Regions from separate parts of the Homo sapiens genome. Here all the other regions are linked to region 3. A link is a contact called in ENCODE Hi-C or POLR2A ChIA-PET data. All regions are on one chromosome and are shown on one strand. Each heading gives the region's core, a stretch centred on a gene start or an enhancer-like site at or near the end of the contact. The rest is flanking DNA. Distances are from core to core; before and after follow the strand shown.

Region 1 (4,462 bases), core at 1,704-4,203, 290 kb before region 3:
GAAATTTTCATTTTGTCTAAGTTAATTATTCCTTCCCGCTAACAAGAGAAGAAGGTCTTCCTGAGCTGAGCTCTGCCAGGAGAAGAAAAGTTGACTTTTCTCCCTGCCTTTCCCCTTCCTTCAGTCAGTGATCCCCACCTAACCTTCAATGTTTAAAACCATTCCTGGCCGGGCGCGGTGACTCACGGCTGTAATCCCAGCACTTTCGGAGGCCGAGACAGGCGGATCACCTGAGGTCGTGAGTTCGAAACCAGCCTGACCAACATGGAGAAACCCCCATCTCTACTAAAAATACAAAAAATTAGCCAGGCATGGTGGTGCATGCCTGTAATCCCAGCTACTCGGGAGGCTGAGGCAGGAGAATCGCTTGAACCTGGGAGGCAGAAGTTGCAATGAGCAAGATCACGCCATTGCACTCCAGCCTGGGCAACAAGAGTGAGACTCCGTCTCAAAAACAAACACAAAAACAAAACAAAACAACAACATAAAACCATTCCTGATTGAGAACCGTTAGGTTAGAAACATAACATCAAACTGTAAAATTTACAGTGACATTCAGCTGGATTTTAAAAACCAACTCCTTCATTCATATTTCTCACTCTCACTTCGATTTCCCCCCTTTTATTCCATAGTCCTTTTTACTAAGTCTCAGTGCATGGAGTACCCTCTCCTTCCCTCTGCAAATTCCACCCCTCTTAACCAGGAAAGGAGTTCTGCACCTTGGATTCCCACTTGCTTCTTACAAATGCCTCAACTTTGGTGGGACTGAGTGGAGGTTTGAGGCATGAGCAGAGTAGGGATGAGCTCCAGTTCTGTAAATGAAAACAACATTGGGTGCCCAATTCCAATTTAATATCTTAATTTACTCTAAGAGCACTCTGGCTAACTCCCAACTGGTTTATTTGGAAATTGCAAAGAACACCTTGCCAAGTCAAGCATTAATTTCCCTTGGAAACACCACAATGTAATCTCATGTGAAGAAAGAATATCCCTAGAGTCTCTGTGACTTTGACCATCCCCCTTCATGAGCTGTGGCATGATAGTATGACGGAGCTGTTTACTCTTTCCTGGGCCTGATACAACCTGTGACAGTCATCACACTAGCTATAAGTGACTCTCTTTCTGCCATCTCCAGCTCTCATTAAGTTTTTTTCTGGTTTGTTTTGTATAGATGCCAGAGTCTTTGAATAGATAGGGTGAGTGTGAAGAAGCAAGGACAGTTTATCCTACCAGAATCCCTTTCCTGACCCTTGGATCACAATTGAAACTTGTGATTGTCTTAGTCCATTTTCTGCTGCTATAAAAATATACCACAAACTGCATAATTTACAAAGAAAATAGATTTATTTCTCAGAGTTCTTAAGACTGGTAAGTCCAAGAGCATGGTGCTGACATCTGGTAGGGATCATTCTATTGTGAAAAGCATCACATGATGAACAAGCATATGAGATGGGAGAGAGGAAATCAGGCCAAGCTCATCCTTTTCTCGGGAGCCACTCCCACAATAACTAACCCAGTCTTATGATACCTGCACCAACCCACTGATGAAGACAGAGCCCTCATGAGCGAATCACCTCTTAGAGACCTCACCTCCCAATAATGTTACATTGACAACTAAATTTCAACAAGAGTTTTGACAGGGACATTCAAACCACAGCAGTGATCCAAACCTTTCTTTCTCCGTGCCAGTCCAAGATCAACCTAAAAAAAGACTACCTGTCCTGTAGATACATTTCGTTGGGTTTAGAGAGCTGGTGGTGGGAGTACAAACCACTGCACAGTCCGAGTTATCAAAATGAGGTTTAGTTGTAGGGGAAGTGGATTGTTGACAGTCTTATCAAATTCCCAGGCATTTGCCTGTAAAATGAGATCACTCTAAACCTGGAGAACATTTCACTTGCAGAAGACATTACTCCCCCATTCATTTGTAACTATTTTGTGTCCTGTGCCTTCTATTGGAACTTTTCTCCCTGCCTTTCCCCTTCCTTCAATCAGTGATTCCCACCTAACCTGCAATATTCAAAACCATTCCTGATTGAGAACCACTGTTAGAAACACAACATCAAACTGTAAAATTTACAGTGACATTCAGCTGGATTTTAAAAACCAACTCCTTCAGGGCCCTTTCTATGTCCCTGTTTTCACAACAGAATTTATCACTTTCTTCCCTAAATCTCTGTGTGGTGTTCCTGGGCAAACACATCCATCATACCCAATTAGGCAAAAACAGACAAGAAAATCCAATTCTCTCCTCTTTCCTTCCTCCTTTATACTGAACTGCGACTAAAAGCAGCACTCACTATTAGTGATACTAATTTGGTACTTAATTATCCTCAGGCTTCTGTCTTCCCCTAAATCTGTTCACCCTTTACCTCTGCACTTTGTCACCAATAACTGACTAGAAGCTCCATATGAAAGACCCGTACCTGGGCCAGGCGCAGCGGCTCACGCCTGTAATCCCAGCACTTTGGGAGGCCGAGGCAGGTGGATCACCTGAGGTCGGGAGTTCGAGACCAGCCTGACCAACATGGAGAAACCCCATCTCTACTAAAAATACAAAATTAGCCGGGCATGGCGGTGCATGCCTGTAATCCCAGCTACTCAGAAGGCTGAGGCAGGGGAATCACTTGAACCTGGAGGCGGAGGTTGCGGTGAGCCGAGATCGTGCCACTGCACTCCAGCCTGGGCAACAAGGGCAAAATTCCGTCTAAAAAAAAAAAAAAAAAAGAAAAAAAGAAAGACTCATACCTGCTCGATTCCTCCTGGTCTCTCCCGACACAGTGGTACAGACTTAATAGCTCTCAGTACCTATTGGGGTGAACTAACTAGCTGACTCCACTTCTGACACTTCCATACAGATCTGGGGAGTGACGGCAAACCTCCACTTCAAACCTGGTTTCTTGAGCAAGCCATTTTATTTATGGACAGGACACCAGGGGCACAGTGAGTGTTTACATGTGTATTTTAAGTCAGCATGACTGTGCGATTCCTGTATCTCCTGGGTGTTGCCTTTTCTCTTTAAAGACGGCATTCCTGCTTCACATTTTACTGTCACGTAAGACATACTCTAGCCTCTATAATGGGTGCCGAGAAGTGGATATTGTAGCCCCAAGGGTTTTTAAGCCCCCTGATGAACACATCATTACGCATTCACAACGGTAAAGTGCATTGTTAGGTTTTCAGCAGCCTGCAAGAGAGACCCTGCTGAGCAGGATGGAGAAAGTTGCGGCAATTAATTGGTAGAGTTGAATTGTTAACATTCTCTCAGTGTTCCCAGCACAGGGCTCTTGACTGGCTTGCTGGAGAAAATAACTGGGGGTGGGAGAGAATGAAGGGTGGAGTAGAGGAGAAACAAACTCTCATTAAAACCCCAATCAAGCCATTTTAGCACTTTTTTTTTTTCCACAAGGCATTTCCTTTGAATCTAGAATGCTATACTTGTTGAACGCTATTATCATAACAAATCGCTGCTCTTTCCTAAAACTTGAAATTATTTGCTTTCCTTGGGAGATTTTTGTGTAGGGTGTGTATTGGGAAGCTCATATGCTGGATTCCCAAGAGGATATATGTTTGCACTACAGTCTCTGACAATATGCAATTCTGTACAGGTACACACATATGTAGGTATATTGTGATACCAAGACAAGTGTGCTATAACAGAACAGGGACTCCTATCATAACATGTTCCAAGTTGTGTCCATTTCTTTCTCCTCTTTGGAGTATTGGGCTGAAAGAGAAATGGGTATTTCTCAAAAATGATCTGGCGAGTGCCCAGAAAACCTTTTCGCATATAAAGGTTGCTGTCATAGTGGACGCTGGTGACAGTGCGTGCACAGGTCTTCTTTCCAGAGCTCCCTTCCACTCCTGCCTTGGTCACAGGGAGCTCCCGGTAGCCATGCCTGTTCAACACGGCCCCATACTCCGAGCCATGTTGACTGGGACCAGAGTGAGCACCAGACGCGTGCCAGACCAGTGAGAATCTCAAATTCCAGACCCCAGGACTTTGGAATAGCAAGAGGTAGACACTAAGGTGTGTGTTTTCTATCAGATAGACTGAGGGGCAGATAAAGTCATCCAGCTAAGAGAAGAAAGGAGAATAATACAAAAACAGATAGAAAAGGGAGATGGAGAGAGAGTGCTGCCTACGTGCCCAATGGAGCATCCTGTCTCTAGGGCTGACCTGTCCAGCTGACGTCCGCATTCATGGATTAAGGACCTTTCCGCTGATGTTCAGGAATGAAAAAGAAAAGCCAGGAAAGAAAATCCCCACTGAGAATCCTAAGAAGTAAATCTTCATCTTGAAGAGAAACATTCCTATGCCTCCTACATTATTTCTACCTCCTCCAGCAGCAAATTTCTAGCAACAAAACGTATCATCAAACACATCTTATTCAGGGACAAGTGTCAGTGTGTTGTTGTCATGATTAAATTTGACTCATAGGTACTCAAAGATTTCATGTGC
Region 2 (4,003 bases), core at 63-2,562, 430 kb after region 3:
GAAATACAGGTCTCAGTGGCTTCTTTCCTTTTTGATTTTTATAAACTTCACTGATACTTCATTCAGTGGTTCCAAGCGCGGTCCCCAGGTCAGCACACAGCATCACCTGGGACTTGGTTAGAAATGCACATTCTCAGTCCCATCCCAGACCCTCTGACTTGGACACTCTGCCGGTAGGGCCCAGTGATGTGTTTACATCAGCCCTCTAGGGGATGCTGAGAGCCACTGGTTTGGATGTTTTTGGCAAGTCTTTTTTTTTTTTTTTTTTTTGAGACAAGAGTCTCGCCCAGGCTGGAGTGCAGTGGCATGATCTCGGTTCACTGCAAACTCCACCTCCTGGGTTCACGCCGTTCTTCTGCCTCAGCCTCCCAAGTAGCTGGGACTACAGGCGCACACCGCCACACCCAGCTAATTTTTTGTATTTTTAGTAGAGACGGGGTTTCACCGTGTTAGCCAGTATGGTGTCAATCTCCTGACCTTGTGATCCACCCGCCTCGGCCTCCCAAAGTGCTGGGATTACAGGCGCCTTTGGGAAGTTTCATTCCATGCCCCACCCCCACTTAAGGGGGGTCCTGGGCCAGGCCTAGGTTTAGTACAAAGGTCACTAAGACTCATTACCCGCCATCTGGGGACCTTCGTCCCCATGTGACAGCAGCCTGCACAGCCTTGTGGTGGCACTGGTGTTTCAGTACCCTCTGGGCCATCACTGCATGTGGCCAGCTCTCCTGACCAGGAAGTGCAGGCTCCCCCGACCCTGGCACCTTCCTCTCGGGCTGTTGGGGAGAAGAGGGGGCTAGTATTCTGTGTTTCTCAGTAATTTTGTGATTTTTAGGCTTCTTCCTTTGGAGATGGTGGTGGTTATAAAACCCTGAAGTCCCTGACTTTAACCTCATATCATAGACGAAAAGTAATGCCCAAGGTGTTAAGTGATGGGGCAGTGGCCACATTGTGACGCAGAGAAGACATCTTCTCGAAACCAGCATGTCTGGCAGCAGCCCATTGGGGTCCCTTCATTATTCTTGTTTGAAGCTTGTGCATTTCTAGTGTCTGCCATTGTCGCTCCCCATTTTCGCTGACGTTTGTGTGTCCCAAGATTACCACGGCGTCCAAGCTGTAAGACTGTCTCTGTTTGCCCAGGTCCCATAGAACCTGATGGGAAAGTTTGTCCAGGGTGGAAGATACATGGGACAGTTTGTAAACGGTGGGAAAATATAGGAAGCGCGTGTGCAGACGAGGGTTGGCATGTGTTGCTTCAACAGTGAGGTCGGGGCATCCCTCTTCCATCCAGCCTGGCCCTGTCCAGGGCTCGTCTCCACAAGGAAAGCAGACAGCAGCTGCTGACAGTTTGCAGCCACACCTCTGGGCCTGGCCTGCCACCCGGAGCCAAACCACATGAGCACTGCTGTTCTTTTGCTTCCATAGTATTTTTGTTTTCCTTCTTTTTTTAGCCATAGATTTCTAAATCCTGTGGGCAGGTCATGCTGCTATGTGGAGCACAGAAATAGCAGACATGACTTTTCTTGGAACAGGGATATGTGTGTGTGTCTGTCTCCACTTCCCCCAAGGAAGCAGGATCTTGCTGTCATCAACTCTGAGAAGCTCAGGACAGGTGATTGCATGGCACGTGGGGAGGTCTTCATTGTGAAACACCAAATTTCCTGGAAGAGCAATGGGAACGTGAAAATGCACCCAGGAAACCCCGCTAGGAAGCGCCTGGGGCAGTTTGCATACTTCTGTGACGAAGGATAGGTATATAGTGGATTCTGAAAGTGGACATCGCTGCTTAATTCTTGGATGTGTATTTTGCTTCTCTTTGCTGGTATTTCCACATCTCTTCTTATCACACTACAGGCTGCTGGCTCTGTTCATCCCCAGCATCCAGGGTCCTTTCTCACGGGTGGGCCGGTCATTTTAGTGGCAGGTACTAATTCTGCGTTTTTTTCCACCTCTGCTTCTGCTGCTCCACAGGTTTCTAAGGTAAACGGAGTCACTCGAATGTCATCTCTGGGTGCAGGTGTAACCAGTGCCAAAAAGATGCGCGAGGTCAGACCTTCACCATCCAAAACTGTGAAGTACACTGCCACGGTGACGAAGGGGGCTGTCACATACACCAAAGCCAAGAGAGAACTGGTCAAGGACACCAAACCCAATCACCACAAGCCCAGTTCCGCTGTCAACCACACAATCTCAGGGAAAACTGAAAGTAGCAATGCAAAAACCCGCAAACAGGTGCTATCCCTCGGGGGGGCGTCCAAGTCCACTGGGCCCGCCGTCAATGGCCTCAAGGTCAGTGGCAGGTTGAACCCAAAGTCATGCACTAAGGAGGTGGGGGGGCGGCAGCTGCGGGAGGGCCTGCAGCTGCGGGAGGGGCTGCGGAACTCCAAGAGGAGACTGGAAGAGGCACACCAGGCGGAGAAGCCGCAGTCGCCCCCCAAGAAGATGAAAGGGGCGGCTGGCCCCGCCGAAGGCCCTGGCAAGAAGGCCCCGGCCGAGAGAGGTCTGCTGAACGGACACGTGAAGAAGGAAGTGCCGGAGCGCAGTCTGGAGAGGAATCGGCCGAAGCGGGCCACGGCCGGGAAGAGCACGCCAGGCAGACAAGCACATGGCAAGGCGGACAGCGCCTCCTGTGAAAATCGTTCTACCTCGCAACCGGAGTCCGTGCACAAGCCGCAGGACTCGGGCAAGGCCGAGAAGGGCGGCGGCAAGGCCGGGTGGGCGGCCATGGACGAGATCCCCGTCCTCAGGCCCTCCGCCAAGGAGTTCCACGATCCGCTCATCTACATCGAGTCGGTCCGCGCTCAGGTGGAGAAGTTCGGGATGTGCAGGGTGATCCCCCCTCCGGACTGGCGGCCCGAGTGCAAGCTCAACGATGAGATGCGGTTTGTCACGCAGATTCAGCACATCCACAAGCTGGGCCGGCGCTGGGGCCCCAACGTGCAGCGGCTGGCCTGCATCAAGAAGCACCTCAAATCTCAGGGCATCACCATGGACGAGCTCCCGCTCATAGGTAGGTCTGGGCGGGGGGTCAGGGGGTGGTGCCTGCCCTCCTGCCCCCAGATCCCTGCAGTTCCCTCACAGTCTTCACGTTCTCTTCCCTTGCGAAAGCTCCAGTTCCGCTTCCCTGTCTCGGGAGTAGTGGGCTTCTCAGCTCATTCCCCCTGCAGCCCTTCTTCCCAGGTCCTGGGCGTTGGTGGCAGGATAAGAATGGTATTGAGCTGCCGGGCGCGGTGGCTCACGCTTGTAATCCCAGCACTTTGGGAGGCTGAGGCGGGCAGATCATGAGGTCAGGAGATCGAGATCACGGTGAAACCCCGTCTCTACTAAAAATACAAAAAAATTAGCCGGGCGTGGTGGCGGGGGCCTGTAGTCCCAGCTACTTGGAGAGGCTGAGGCAGGAGAATGGCGTGAACCCAGGAGGCGGAGCTTGCAGTGAGCCGAGATCACACCACTGCACTCCAGCCTGGGTGACAGAGTGAGATTCCGTCTCAAAAAAAAAAAAAAAGTATTGAGCTTGGATCTGGGGTGAGCCCCCACTCTGGGTCTGGGCCCCTTGCTTCCCCTGGGCTGTCACCTCCTACCCACAACTGCTGGAGTTAAAGCAGGGGCCGGGGGGCCAGTGGGGAGCGCTGCCCCTCTGGATTCCACACTGGATTATAGAGGCTGGAAGCCCAAGGTCTAGGGGCCAGCAGGGTTGGTTTCTCCCGAAACCAACAAGACCTCCCTCCTTGGCTTGTGCATGGCTGTTTTCTCCCTGTGTCCTCACAGGGTCCTACCTCTATGTGTGTCTGTGTCTTCATCTCCTCTCCTTAGAAGGACATTGGATTAGGGCCCATCCTACTGACCTCTTTCTAACATAATTACCCTTTTGAAGACCCTGTCTCCAAATTCATTCATGTCCTGAGGTACTGGAGGTCAGGGCTTCAACATATGAATTTGGAGGGATCACCATGCAGCCCATAGCCCTCTAGGGTCCTGTAGGCCATTTTTTATCCTGCTCAGCCTT
Region 3 (4,305 bases), core at 1,781-4,280:
AGGAAGGTTGGTTCCTTCTGGAGGCTTTGATAGAGAATCCATTCCATGCCTGTCTCCTAACTTCTGGTAGGTATTGGCAGTCAGTGTTTTGACTTGTAGCTGCCTCACTCCAATCCCTGCCTTTGTGTTCACATTGTATTCTTATTTATGTGTCCTTTTGTCTTCTGTCTCTCTCTTTTTTTTTTCTTTCTTTCTTTCTTTCTTTTTTTTTTTTTTTTTTTTTTGAGGTGGAATCTCACTCTGTCACCCAGGCAGGAGTGCAGTGGCACGATCCCAGCTCACTGCAACCTCTGCCTCCCAGGTTCAAGCAATTCTCCTGCCTCAGCCTCCCAAGTAGCTGGGATTACAGGTGCCCACCACCATGCCCAGCTAACTTTTGTATTTTTAGTAGAGACAGGGTTTCGCCATGTTGGCAAGACTGGTCTCAAACTCCTGACCTCAAGAGATCTGCCCACCTCAGCCTCCCAGAATGCTGGGATTACAGGCATGAGCCACCACACCCAGCCATCCATGGTTCTTTATTGGAAGCTGATGATAACTCTTATGTCCTAAAATTTAACCCACATGAGATTTACCATTCCCATTACATAGATATGATCCATTTTAAAACACAAACAAAAAATAGGGAACTGAGAAAATATTAAGAGATGATAGAAGACATATCAGCGGCATTTATTCAGCTAACAATTACTTAGCACTCTTGGGGGCCAAGAATTGTGCCACATGCCAGTCAAAAAACAAGAGACTTAGAGCCTGCCCTGGAGGAAGTCACAGTGAAATGAGAGAAGTGCCCTCAGGTGCCTGCAAAGGCATAGAGAAAGGAGCAGTGAGTGCTCCCCAGGGAGGCCAAGGAGACCTTCCACAAAGCAGGTGACATTTGAGCTGAGTCCTGAAAGATGAATGGGAGCACACCCGGGAGGGAGCCCGGGAAGGGCATTTCAGGCAAAGGACAAAGCAGAACAGAGCTTCCAATGCTGGGCCAGGTTGCTAAATTCAGCAAACAGTGAGCAGTTTCCTTTTTTTTTTTTTTTTTTTTTCTTTTGAGACAGAGTCTCACTCTGTCGCCCAGGCTGGAGTGCAGTGGGCCAATCTTGGCTCACTGCAACCTCCACATCCCGGTTCAAGCAATTCTCGTGCCTCAGCCTCCTGAGTAGCTGGGATTACAGGCATGTGCCACCATGCCTGGCTAATTTTTGTATTTTTAGTAGAGATGGGGTTTCGCCATGTTGGCCAGGCTGGTCTCAAACTCCTGACCTTAGGTGATCTGCCCACATCGGCCTTCCAAATTCGTGGGATTACAGGTGTGAGGCACTGTGCCTGGCTGCCTTTTTTTTTTTTTTTTTTTTTTTGAGACAGGGTGTTATTCTGTTTCCCAGGCTGAGTGAAGTAGTGGCTCACTGTAGCCTCAACTTCCCAGGCTCAAGCGATCCTCCCACCTCGGCCTCCTGAGTAGCTGGGACCACAGGCATGCACCATCATGTCCTGTTATTTTTTGTAGAGATGGGGTCTCACTATGTTGCCCAGTCTGGTCTGAAACTGCTGGACTCAAGATCCTCCCACCTCAGCCTTCCAAATTATTGGGATTACAGACATGAGCCACCATGCCCAGCTTAGGACTCATTTTTATTCCATCAGTCTCTGCCCAAAAACTTTCAGTGATTTTTTGTTGTTTAAGACATGTAACCCAAACCCTTCATTTTATAATCCTGGCAGCCTGTCACCCAGCTCAAATCATGACTTCCCGGCACAAAGCTTGTGCTGCAGTCCATCTGTCTCCCTGATCCGTCCCTTATAGAAAGTGAACACCTGCTCTTGCCACAGCTGTCACATGGAGGGACTCCGCCCAGGCCCCTCAGTCTACAAAATTCCAACCGTTCTTGAGAACTTGCTCATTTGCCACACTTCCCTAAGCTGAACATCTAAAGGTAATTCTTCAGGGTCAAAAACTGGGCCTTCCCATATTAAGAGGCATCCCAAGAATGATGACATCACATGTCCTTCTAAGGAATCGAACACTAGCGATTGTGAACTCCAGCAAGAAGATGTTTTGTCTTTGAGATGAGTAATGAGGAGAAAATGGCGTGACGATGGCATTACACGGATAAGGGTCTATTATTCCTTATCCACAATGCTGAAATTCAAGAAGCTCCCCAAACCACAACTTACTACATAACTCATTGCATGTCAAGGCCTGACCTGGCCTGAACTGACATGAGCCTATTTATAGACATTGTCTCATTCCATGTGCATATCTATCCTTTGGCTTCAGAAATAGTAAGATGCTTGATTGCACAATACTGCAGGAGAGTCCACCAGCAGTGGTAGGTAACACCCTGAGTCCTGAAAGCCATGTGGCTCCAAGGATTTCAGATATGGAACTATGGGCCTGTGGTGACTATGATCCTGGTTTTAATGCTCATGTTCATGTTCATGTTCCCCAGCGCTGCATTTATTCTTAGCTTGAGCTTATTTGTGGGATCAGCCTGATTATGGTCGCTGAAAAATCTTTGTCAGAGGCAGTTGGGATAACCAGCCGTGGGCAAATGAAACAAGAAAAGTCAACCAGAGACCAGAGGCTAGCATGTGGCCTAATTCCTCCCCTGGTCTCAATCTTATCACCATGGCCCATCAGAGGTGCTACCTCCTGGCCCTGCCTCACACACCTCCACCCCCAGACATCTTGGGTCTACAGATACTTTAAGAGCCCTGGAAGCACAATTGAAGCTTGCCGGGTGTGGTGGCTCATGCTTGTAATCCCAGCACTTTGGAAGGCAGAGGTGGGCCAATCATTTGAGCTTAGGAGTTTGAGACCAGCCTGGACAACATGGCGAAACTCCATCACCATGAAAAATACAAAAATTAGCTAGGTACAGTGGCATGAGCCTGTAGTCCCAGCTACTTGGAAGGCTGAGGTTGGAGGATCCATTGAGCCTCAGAGGCAGAGGTTGCAGTGAGTCGAGATGGTGCCATTGCACTCCAGCCTGGGTGGCATGAGTGAAACCCTGTCTCAACACACACACACACGCGCATGCACGCACTTCCCTTTTTTAGAGACAGGATCTCATTCACTCAGTCACCCAGACTGGAATGCAGTGCTGCAATAATAGCTCACTGCAGCCTTGAACTCCTGGGCTCAAGTGACCTCAGCTTCCCAAAGTGCTGGGATTACAGGCATAAGCCACCCCACCCAGCCTACATGTGGGGTTTTGGAAGGCAGATCTGGGCCTGTCCACCAACTCTTCTACCAATAAGATGCACGCCTGGGAACAATCTAACTCATTCTCACTTGCCTCATCATTTAAATGGTTATAATTATAATAATTGCTTCTGACATTACTTTTCAGGGTCAAATAATAGAATCAATATGGTAGTTCCATGTAAGTAGTAAGATGATATACAAATGTCATAGTATTTTTATTATTTTTTATGAGCCCATATAGAGAAGAGATATTATTTTTTAAGGTCAGAATATCACTTATACTGGAATACTTATTTGTTAGGATAATACTTCTCAAATATACTTTCTTTTTTTCTTTCTTTTTTTGGAGAAAGAGTCAGAGTCACCCACCCAGGCTGGAATGCAGTGGCGCAATCCAGGCTCACTGCAACCTTCAGCTCCTGGGTTCAAGTGATTCTCCTGCTTCAGCCTCCTGAGTAGCTGGGATTACAGGCAAGCGCTACCACACCAGGCTAATTATTTTGTATTTTTAGTGGAGACAGAGTCTCACCATGTTGCCCAGGCTGGTCTTGAACTCCTGCACTCAAGCAACCCACCCACCTCTGCCTCCCAAAGTCCTGGGATTACAGGCATGAGCCACTGAGTCCAGCCCTTACTTATTTTTTTTATATTTAAAATAAAAATTTTTTCAATATAGAGACAGGGTCTCCCTATGTTGCCCAGGCTGGTCTCAAACTCCTGGGCTCAAGCAATCCTCCCACCTCAGCCTCCCAAATTGCTTGGATTCCAGGCATGAGCCACCACACGCAGCTGCAAATTTATTATCACGTTATTGTTTCAAAAGATACTCCGCTATTAAAATTGAGCAGTCAGAGTCTTTTTTCACTTTTCAGGAAAAAATAAAATCAATGACAGAATTTTCTAAGATTTGGCTGGGCGCGGTGGCTCACGCCTGTAATCCCAGCACTTTGGGAGGCCGAGGCAGGCGGATCACGAGGTCAGGAGATCGAGACCATCCAGGCTAACACAGTGAAACCCCGTCTCTACTAAAAATACAAAAAATTAGCCGGGTGTGGTGGTGGGCGCCTGTTGTCCCAGCTACTTGGGAGGCTGAGGCAGGAGAATGG

What was found. A loop is a pair of places that touch in the nucleus more often than their neighbours do. ChIA-PET counts read pairs that join two places held with the same protein, here RNA polymerase II (POLR2A). Pooled maps may share reads with other maps.
Region 1: a loop to region 3 is called in a map of PC-9, with 12 times the contacts of the local background. The contact joins two enhancer-like sites. A Hi-C loop is called at or near these places in 1 of 168 maps with a recorded cell type or tissue (PC-9) and 1 of 50 pooled maps. POLR2A ChIA-PET finds 5 or more read pairs at or near these places in 3 of 52 experiments (GM12878, H1 and WTC11).
Region 2: a loop to region 3 is called in a map of gastrocnemius medialis, with 2.6 times the contacts of the local background. The contact joins two enhancer-like sites. A Hi-C loop is called at or near these places in 2 of 168 maps with a recorded cell type or tissue (gastrocnemius medialis and left cardiac atrium), 1 of 37 single-sample maps with no recorded cell type and 2 of 50 pooled maps. POLR2A ChIA-PET finds 5 or more read pairs at or near these places in 1 of 52 experiments (H1).

What each region holds. Positions count from the first base shown.
Region 1 is chr6:14,774,683-14,779,144 of GRCh38, forward strand. No RefSeq gene overlaps it. Among named protein-coding and RNA genes, the nearest start is that of JARID2-DT, 470 kb to the right of the region's middle. Within about 2 kb of position 2,954, at least 2 of the 41 ENCODE cell types and tissues checked have a DNase peak (open chromatin) inside an H3K27ac peak, as active enhancers do.
Region 2 is chr6:15,494,164-15,498,166 of GRCh38, forward strand. JARID2 (jumonji and AT-rich interaction domain containing 2) reads left to right here. Exons shown (of 18, transcript NM_004973.4): 7 at 1,969-3,007. Among named protein-coding and RNA genes, the nearest start is that of DTNBP1-AS1, 50 kb to the right of the region's middle. Within about 2 kb of position 1,313, at least 3 of the 41 ENCODE cell types and tissues checked have a DNase peak (open chromatin) inside an H3K27ac peak, as active enhancers do; they include gastrocnemius medialis, where a contact is called at or near this core.
Region 3 is chr6:15,060,575-15,064,879 of GRCh38, forward strand. No RefSeq gene overlaps it. Among named protein-coding and RNA genes, the nearest start is that of JARID2-DT, 180 kb to the right of the region's middle. Within about 2 kb of position 3,031, at least 6 of the 41 ENCODE cell types and tissues checked have a DNase peak (open chromatin) inside an H3K27ac peak, as active enhancers do; they include gastrocnemius medialis, where a contact is called at or near this core.